Linked DNA regions of Homo sapiens: region 2 is linked to region 1. The links are chromatin loops, found by intact Hi-C in ENCODE. Cell type or tissue: heart left ventricle. All regions are shown on one strand. Links, peaks and the distances in the headings refer to the core of each region. The heading gives the core; the rest is flanking DNA. Region 1 has its middle 46 kb from the start of RBM33-DT. Region 2 overlaps RBM33 (RNA binding motif protein 33).

What was found. Hi-C counts contacts between places; a loop is a spot of excess contacts. Peaks named below come from ENCODE experiments on the same cell type or tissue, not always from the same donor. Only the 100,000 strongest peaks of a DNase experiment are listed, where the experiment ranks them.
Region 2: a loop joins it to region 1, with 10 times the contacts of the local background. A loop is called at or near these places in 92 of 110 quality-filtered maps.

Annotation. Positions count from the first base shown.
Region 1 is chr7:155,596,231-155,600,628 of GRCh38, reverse strand. No RefSeq gene overlaps it. Among named protein-coding and RNA genes, the nearest start is that of RBM33-DT, 46 kb to the left of the region's middle. RefSeq lists a silencer at 1,520-1,814. In heart left ventricle, for the core only: CTCF peaks have their summits at 1,512 and 1,715 (motif pointing left); a DNase peak (open chromatin) is centred at 1,698; H3K27me3 peaks cover 547 bases.
Region 2 is chr7:155,740,025-155,744,422 of GRCh38, reverse strand. RBM33 (RNA binding motif protein 33) reads right to left here. Exons shown (of 18, transcript NM_053043.3): 12 at 4,397-4,398; 13 at 2,317-2,604. Among named protein-coding and RNA genes, the nearest start is that of SHH, 70 kb to the left of the region's middle. RefSeq lists enhancers at 2,271-2,420, 1,780-2,979. In heart left ventricle, for the core only: no CTCF peak of the experiment used is centred there; a DNase peak (open chromatin) is centred at 2,463.

The DNA of each region.
Region 1 (4,398 bases), core at 144-4,143:
AAGTTTTGACGATTCTTTTTATAAAGTGAATACAAGTCCTTATCAGTTCTGTGCTTTGCAAATTATTTCCTTCCAGTCCCTGGCTTGTCTGTTCATATTCCTAAGTGTCTTTCAAAAAAGCAGAAGTTTTAAATTCCGATGAAGTCCAGTTTTTCAATTTCTTGTGTGGGTTGTATTTTTAGTGTCCTGAGTAATCTTTGTCTAACCCAAGGTTGCCAAGACTTTCTTCTATGTTTCCTTCAAGAAGTTTTATGATTTTACGTTTTACATTTAAGTATGAATGATCTATTTTGAGTTAATTTTTATTATGGATCACAGTTCAAATTTTGATTAAAATTATTATTTTCTGATATAAAATGTAATGTAGGCTCATTGTAGAAAACATAAAATGGAGAAAGTAATAAAATTACCCAGAGCCCAGCCATAAGTGAGAACCTCTTTCAGTTTATCTCCCTCTTTTATGTACAGTGTATGTTTCACATAGTTCAGACCACACTGTACATAGAATTTGTATCTCCCTTTTATCCACTTAATACTTTATTAGAAATACTTGCTCATACACTGTCAGTAAATTGGTTTTTTAAATGAAGTCTCTTTTAATGGTTTTCTTCCTCCTAAAACAAGTTTGTTGCATAAAACTTAAAAACATAGATGAGCAAAAGAATAGCATGAAATATCATTAATCCTACTATGTAGAGACAGCTTGCCTATATCCTTTCAGATGCTTAGCTCTGAAAGTATGTATGGGCATTATTTTATTGACTAAACATAAGCAGTCATATAAATACTTTATAATTGAGTTACTATTCTGTTGCAATATTTAGAATGTGTCCTGTGTTTTACTGTTACACGTACTGTTGGAGTGAAAAATCTTGACTCCATATTTTGGATTTTAGATTTTTTTCTTGGGTTAGAGTCCCAAGACGGTTGCTAATAAGTCAAAGACTATGAATATTTTTAAAGCTCCTGAGTCTCTGGCTCCAATTCCCTCCAGAAAGTTTGGATCAATTTATTTTCTCTCATGTAGGACTCATTATTAATACATTTTGATGTGCAATAATTTGATAGTGAATCATGACATCTCGGTGGGTTTTTTTTTTTTTTGGATTTGATTGCTATTGAGGTTAAACATTTTTTCCAATGTTTACTATCCTTTGTGATGACCTATTTTGCGATTTCTCTGCTTTTCCTTTTACTTATAAGTGAGCATCTCTATCGGGGCACACTCAGGCATATTCACCTTTAGAGAGAAAACATCAGAAAGTCCTGGCAGTTTGACATTACCACTTAGTATAACGTGCGGAAGAGACAAGGAAAATGTATTTCCATCAATCTTGGCGTTGTTGGCTTCTTGATTTTCTGAAAAATAAGAAAGACAAAGTAGATTTTTTGACCTTTGAATTCTTCAATTACCATGCCAAGCTTTCAAGACAATTAAGCCATAAATATTCTTTATATAGGATCTTAGCTTTCTTAATCCCTGATTGAGACCTTGCGCTGCAGGAGCGTGGTGGTGCAAAAGCATTGTCTCAGAGGATGCAGACGTGTTAATAAAAGGTGGGTTGTCAAATGTGTTTAGAAAGAAAATAACGAAGAGAGAACATCATTTGCCTTTCTTAGGTGTCCTGACGATATCACGGTGGGCATTGAACGCTCCTTGAGCTCCCGCTTGGTTTCTGCTCTTTCTGAGCCTTGGTGCTGCCATCTGCTGGCCGTCCTCGGCACTGCGTGTGAACGGCTCCTGAGAAAGGACCAGTTTTAGAATATGGGGCTGAAATGATGACTGAGGGTTTAAGCCTGTTTTATATTTCTGGAGAATATGTAATATGAGCATATGTTGTTAAATATGGCCTGTTAATTCACTCAAAATTGAACAAATGCTCCGGAACAATCCAGATTTGCAGTTTGATGCTCCCATATTGGCTCTGCAACAACTTTGATGGTGGTGGAGCTGGTGATGGTGATGGTGGTGATGATGATAAGGAAAAGCTAGAGATCTTGTTGACGTTATATAAAAGGTCCTTGAACAGCAGAGTTGGTATAGGATTTTAGAGAATGCTTGAGTAACTGGAACTCCTTCGGGAAGCCATCGCATTGAAGGTTGCAGACTTTCTTTGTTTCGTCTGTTCAAAGGGAAATCAGGGGCAGGGGATAGGAAATTCAAACCAGGCTGGGTAGGTATATTCTGCTTTAGAAAAATCAGATTTTCAAAACTCGAATTCATAAGGTGAATAACTTAAAAGTAGCACTTGATTAATTGCATTACAAAGGAATTCTTCTGTTTGGGAAAATATGCTTCCTATTTCTTTCAAATATCTTTTATTCACTTAAAATAATTGGGTTAACACATTGTTCATAACATCATTCATTTTGGGGGGTGCAGAAACACCAGTATCTTAAACCTACTTTGAAATGCAAGATCTTATCAATCTTTATTATTCTTAGATGCAAATTTTGCATGGGTTAAATGGTGAAAGTAAAAGGAGACGCATCTGCAAGTCAGTTTCAAACTGAAATATGAATCATCAAATACCTTTTAGTATTTGATGAAAGATGCACATTTTTCTTTTCCTTTCTAGTCAGAAGATTTTCTTTCACAATCAATTTCCTGCTGGGAAAGCATGAGGACTGATCTATGGGAGCAGAACAAGCCCATTTAGGCCACTTCAAAAATGCAGTACACTTGGCAAGGCCAGTCTGAGACCCAGTTAATGATTCACAGTTTAGAAAGATATGCCTGCTTGTAGATCCAAGTTCTCAACTTAGTAGTTTATTTAGTCTAAGTTTGTGTTCTCATTAGGAGCTCTCAGTCCATCAAATGGCTATTAGGAAAGAAAACAAAATCAAAATGAGCTTTGGGAACCAAACCTCAACGTAGGCCTGGGCTGTCACTCTCCACCCCACATTGCCATGTTTACGTGTTTTTAATGAGTGAGGAGCCCTTCTCATAGGGGCCAACCCCAGACAGCTTGGATGGGACACGGAGACACAGGATGTTCAGCACAGACACCCCCCAGCTGCTCAGTGCTGAGGAGGCATTCATGAGCTTGCTGCTGTGGTTCGGAAGAACTCCAAAGCTAGACACCCTGTTGGTAGATGCTTGTGTGATGTGTCCAGTTGGGTGAGGCTTGGGACTAAGGTGATCCAGGTGGCCTTTAAGAGATTTGCAGTTGAGGAATATTTTTGGCCGATGAGTAAGTCTCAGGAATCCTGCCTGCTTTGGGCAGCAAAAAGAACATTCCTCACCTTCCAGGTCAGGCAGATGGCTCATGCCTGTAATCCCAGCACTTTGGGAGGCCAAGGCGGGAGGCCAATCATGAGGTCAGGAGATGGAGACCATCCTGGCTAAAACGGTGAAACCCCGTCTCTACTAAAAATACAACATATTAGCTGGGCGTGGTGACATGTGCCTGTAGTCCCAGCTACTTGGGAGGCTGAGGTGGGAGAATCACTTGAACCTGGGAGGCAGAGGTTGCAGTGAGCCGAGATCGCGCCACTGCACTCCAGCCTGGGTGACAGAGCGAGACTCCGTCTAAAAAAACCAAAACCAAACCAAAACAAAACGTTCCCCACCTTCTGGAGATGAGGCATCAACACTGCAAACAGAAGGGAAAACTGTGGCAACTTCAGAAGGCATCATTTTAGGAATTTGAAGGTAAATGAATATGCACATATTTCTAGATGCAAAATGTGTCTGGATAATTTTAGAACCGTTTTGCATCTCCATTGCTTTTTGAAGCTCCCACAGGTACAAAATGCAGCCGTTTTCCTAAACACCTGCTTAGTTTCTTGATCTAGTTAGATGAAAGAGCAGAACTATGAAAAATTACTCCGACAAGCATTCCTTTCATCTTCAGGCAGTAAACCATCTTTAAAATCTGATGAAAATGCTTTGAAACAAATAAAATAGCTGGATGTGGGATTCCCTGGAGAGAGACTAGGCATTTTCCCATGTTCCTCAGTTGCAAAACCAGATGTTTTGGAGTCAGAAAACTGTGGTTTTAAAATGTAAAGCCTAAATTCTTGACTTCTCTGCCCTCCTGTGACCATCATTTTAATGTGTGCAATTTATTTTTGATAATTAATCGTTTCTTTGCTCCCCCTCCTAGGTTCTGTGGTTTTTGGGGTCCAGGTACAGGTTGCTCTGGGGCTCCCAGGCATCTCTGCAATCAAGGAAATTGGTGCCAATTGTGAGTGTCCGGGTGGAGCGGGACAGGGACCAGGTGAAAGGGAGGGAGGCCTGGGGATGCTGATACAGGAGCTAGAAAGAAATTAATTTAGGTAGATAGTGAGGGTAAAGGAGTCCTCGGCAAGGTTTCCCTTTTAAAAAGAAGCAGTCCCCAAATCATTGCTTTTCTAACAAAGAGAAGCCTGAAAAATCGAGCTGCAAACACAGAT
Region 2 (4,398 bases), core at 117-4,116, 140 kb before region 1:
AATCAAAATGTTGCCGATTGCAGTATTGGAATATTAATGGTATATAAGGAACGCCTTTAATATTCCAAGTTCCAAACCATTCTTCAAGTCGATACAAAAAAATCTTTGAAAAACTCCAGTAACTTTCAATAAAAAGCATCCAATAGGGAAAATGTATAAAAAGTTAAGCATTTTTAAAGAATTGTAATAATATTCTTTAAAAATCATCCATATCCACAGACTCCGTGTAAAATAATGTAACAGGATTTAATCTATCTAGAATTCAGCTATTTCACCATCTTACTTTCCCTAAATAAACCTTAAGAATTAGGAACTTAAGACAAAAGCACAGCTGAGGAGTCGGCTGGTGCCCTGGAGCTTGAGTGCCCGGTGCCAGCCCTCACTCAGGGATTACTTGTCGTCCTGGAAGCAATTCCGACCACCTCTGTTCTCTAATATCACATCTAGGGCAGATTTCAAACTGCAAAAATGAAGGTGGGTGAGAGGCTGTTTACAAGGGTAGGCATACAGAGCAAGACATGGCGTCCAGGGGGATAGTGGGCACAAGGGACATGGGCATCGGGGAAGCAGACGGCTGGGGACATATTCACAGGACCCAAGGGGCCACTGCCTCAAAACACAGGAATAATTACTAGTCATCGGAATTTCCCATGCAGTCAAGGAAGAGTTAAAGCATGTTCAGAACAGCAGCTGAAATACTTGAAAAGACCTCCAAATAAGCAGATTCACCCTTTATTATATCATCATCAAGAGGGGTGAACATACGAAAATAAGTCACATTTAGCTAAGCAAAACAAATAGAAGATCTTTCTTCTAAAAAGTAAAAAAATATATATAATCCTGGTCCCCTTTATATAGAGAGAGAAAATTAAAAGAAAATAAATCAAGACATTCCATTTATACTACGGTGACCTACAGGTTCCATTTCACTCAAGGCATCTTTTTGAAATAACTCCATGGAAGAATCCTTTAGAAGTTCGCCTAAATCAACTATCATGGAAGGAAGTGATCGCCAGATGTGCCAGCAGGATGCCTGAAAGGCAACTTCCCCTATTAGGTAGCCCTGTTATTATGAATGTGTGACTTCATTTTTCTGAACCAAATCAGTTACACATACTGAGTTAGGAGCTGGCTATATACACTAGAAGTATGATAAAACTTTTACCAAAGACTTCTTTCTAAACTATTCCGATCCAGTTTGTAAATCTACATTATTTTTTCACATATTGATTTTAAAACCAAAAGTCACTCGTGTTCTAATAAGAGTTCATTGTATGTTAATATTTCAACTTTGTACTTCCAATTTGGTAAACAATACATTACAACTGCTACAATAATATATCAGAAGAAAATCTAACTGAAAAAAATGAACTGATTAAAAGGTAAAACCAGTGTTGACTGGTTTTTATGAAACTAAGAAAGCATGACTTGCCTAAATTCTTCTCTAAAGCCATTCTTCATGACATTGCTATTGGACAAGTTAACTCGCTGCACTGCTTCAGAGCACTCCACATGCATTTCACTAAGGCTGACACGCCCTCCAGGTGCCAGCCTTCTGCACAGGCCGCCCTGGCCGACCCTCCTTTACCAGATGAGGAGACTGAGGCTTGTGGGAGAAGACGGCCTCAACTAAAGCCAGGTAAAGACTGAGCTGCATTGATTGTTCACACTCACTACATTCTGTGCCTACTGAAAAATTAGGAACAACAGCAACAACATATATCATCATACTTCAACACAAAGCAAACCCCCAGAAATCTTAAAAGACCAACAAGAAAATTGGTCCTATCTTCTAGAGGTTAATAGTGTAAATCAAGAAAAGTCACAGAAACCTACGGGATTCACCAGGTGTCAGCACATGACACCCCACAGGCTGAGTCCGGTCCACCACCTGGTTTTATAAAGTAAAGTTTTACCGGAACGCAGTCACATCTATTCATGGAAGAACTATATTTAAATTGCCTTTGTGCTAAAATGGCGGAGAAGGGTAATTATGACAGTCTGGACTATAAAGTCTAAAATATTTATAAAATATTTGGGCCCTTTACAGAAAAAGTTTGTTAAGCCCCGGTATATATCAATTCTGTATAACAGAACAGTAACTGTACAAATATATAAACTCTAATCTTGTAAACTAGTGAGAATACAAGTGTTTTTTTAATAAACATGGCTGTTAGGTTAAAAAAAAAAAAAGACCCAGGTGAAAAAAGTGGGAAGATTTTGTGAATAACTTAGTGAGAGTGAACTAAGACATCCAAGTTGATTCTAAGGCTTCTTGTTTGAGACCAACATTTGTTAATAAGAGCAGTGTCCTACCTCTGTTTCTGTTTTTGCCTCTTCTTTAGGTTGAGCCACAGGGCTAGCTGGCTTGACTTTCACTTCCGTCTTTCCCTGTGAGCTTCTGGAACCCGCCACGGCCCGCGAGGGTGGTGACGCGCTGACGATAGGTTTCACTTGTGCTGAGGGCGTGGCAGAGCAGCGGCTGCTGCTCATTTCTATCACGTGTGACGGCGCTATGGGTAATTCACGCAAATTGCTGTTCCTTGGCGCAGTGGGCTGCATTTGCTGCATGGGCCGCTTGCTTACATTCTGAGAAGTTGTATTCTTTTCACAAAAAGAAAGAGATTCTAATTGTAAGTGGAAACTTGGCAGAAGGAACATTAAAAGGCACATTATTAAATAAAAACACAATAAATCATTCTAATTAGTAAATGACTTCTTTTGGGGAGCAGATACTTTTTTCTCATACTTTTTTTCTCATACATAAATGTCACCTGATCCATGTGGCAGCATGCCTCATCCTAATGTTAACAATTTCCATTGGTAAAGTTGTCATACTTGCCTACAGAGAGGCTCCTCTTCATAGAAATTACACCAGGCTGATCTTTAGCAGGTGCTTCAGTAAAGGGACTGACAGTTTTAAAAGAATTAAGACAGCCAAAAAACCACTCTATCTGCCACCAGAGATCAACGGGATTCACATGCTACTATTTTACCTAGTCACTTAAATTTAAGCTGGAACAAGGAAAGAATCAAGCATCAGGTCAATGTCCTAAGAAACATGACCCCCGGGAGAAGAAAGGTGCCAGAACGTTTTACTCGAGAGGAAATGCTTAGTCATATTCATCCTGGGGATTCTTAAGAGAGAACCAACACCTGGAGGAGGCAAAGAGAACACGAGAGAGCTGGAAGGGGGGAGGGGGGAAGCAGGGGGATCTCCGAGGTCCCGCAGGTCAAATATCCCAGTGCACGAGGGTCATGAGACTAGCCTACCATTATTCTAACAAATGAAACCCAGGTTATAAAGCACCCTCTTCTCAGATTTAGAAATCTTTTCTTACTGTTCACAGCACTTTAGTTGCAATGTTTACTTTAAGAAAGAAAGAGGCAAATATCAGGAAAACTGAGATTCCAAGCAGCTAAGTGACATGACTGAAGCTCAAGGGTGAAAAGAAGACAATACCAAAAGAAAACTGACAGGCGAGAACCCTGACCACTGACCACACTGTGTCTCTTTTTCTAAAAACCAAATTACAAAGTCTCATATATATTTAATGGAGGCAAGAGCCCTGACCACTGACCACTAGCCACATTGTGTCTCTCTTTCCTAAAAGCCAAATTACAAAAGCCTCTTATATATATTTAATGGAGGCAAAAACCCTGACCACTAGCCACACTGTGTCTCCCTTTCCTAAAAACAAAATTACAAAAGCTTCTTATATGTATTTAATGGAGGACAAGGGCAATGACTGTGGCCTTTTATTTTCAGAGCAATACATTGTTTCCCAGTTTCTTTTAATGCACGACAAGTCACACATTTGCTGATGGTGCTTGAGAACACAACCCCACAAATAAATGTATGCTAATCTCCCTCGACTGAGTATAAGCTCCTTGAAGGAAAAGAATTTGTCTCTTCTGTTCACTGCTGTATTTCCAGGACTAGAGTAGCACCTGGCAACAGAACAGTCAACGTATTTTTCCTGAATTCATTTATGTATTTATTCAGGGACCAAAAAGACAGAGATAATCTATACATCAAAAAATAAGCCACTGGTAAAGGGAAAGTGACTACCACCCAAAAGTATTTTCTAAAGTTACGTGTCTATTAATTCCTGTCTATTGCTATAGAAATATCTAGATACAAGAAAGATGCTTAAGTAAATATTAACACAGTCTTTGAGACACAAAAGGAGTATCTTATCAATTCTTGTAGTCAAGAAAACAAATCACCTGAGTGTTTTTTAAAACATGGATTCACTTCAGAACTATGTACTACACATTTTATAAACAGAAATCAGAACTGGAAAATATTCTAACCTACATATTATGCCCCTCAAGTCCTGTAAGTTAAAAGGCCTCCCAGGAAGACACAGGGAAGACACCCCTTGACACTTACAT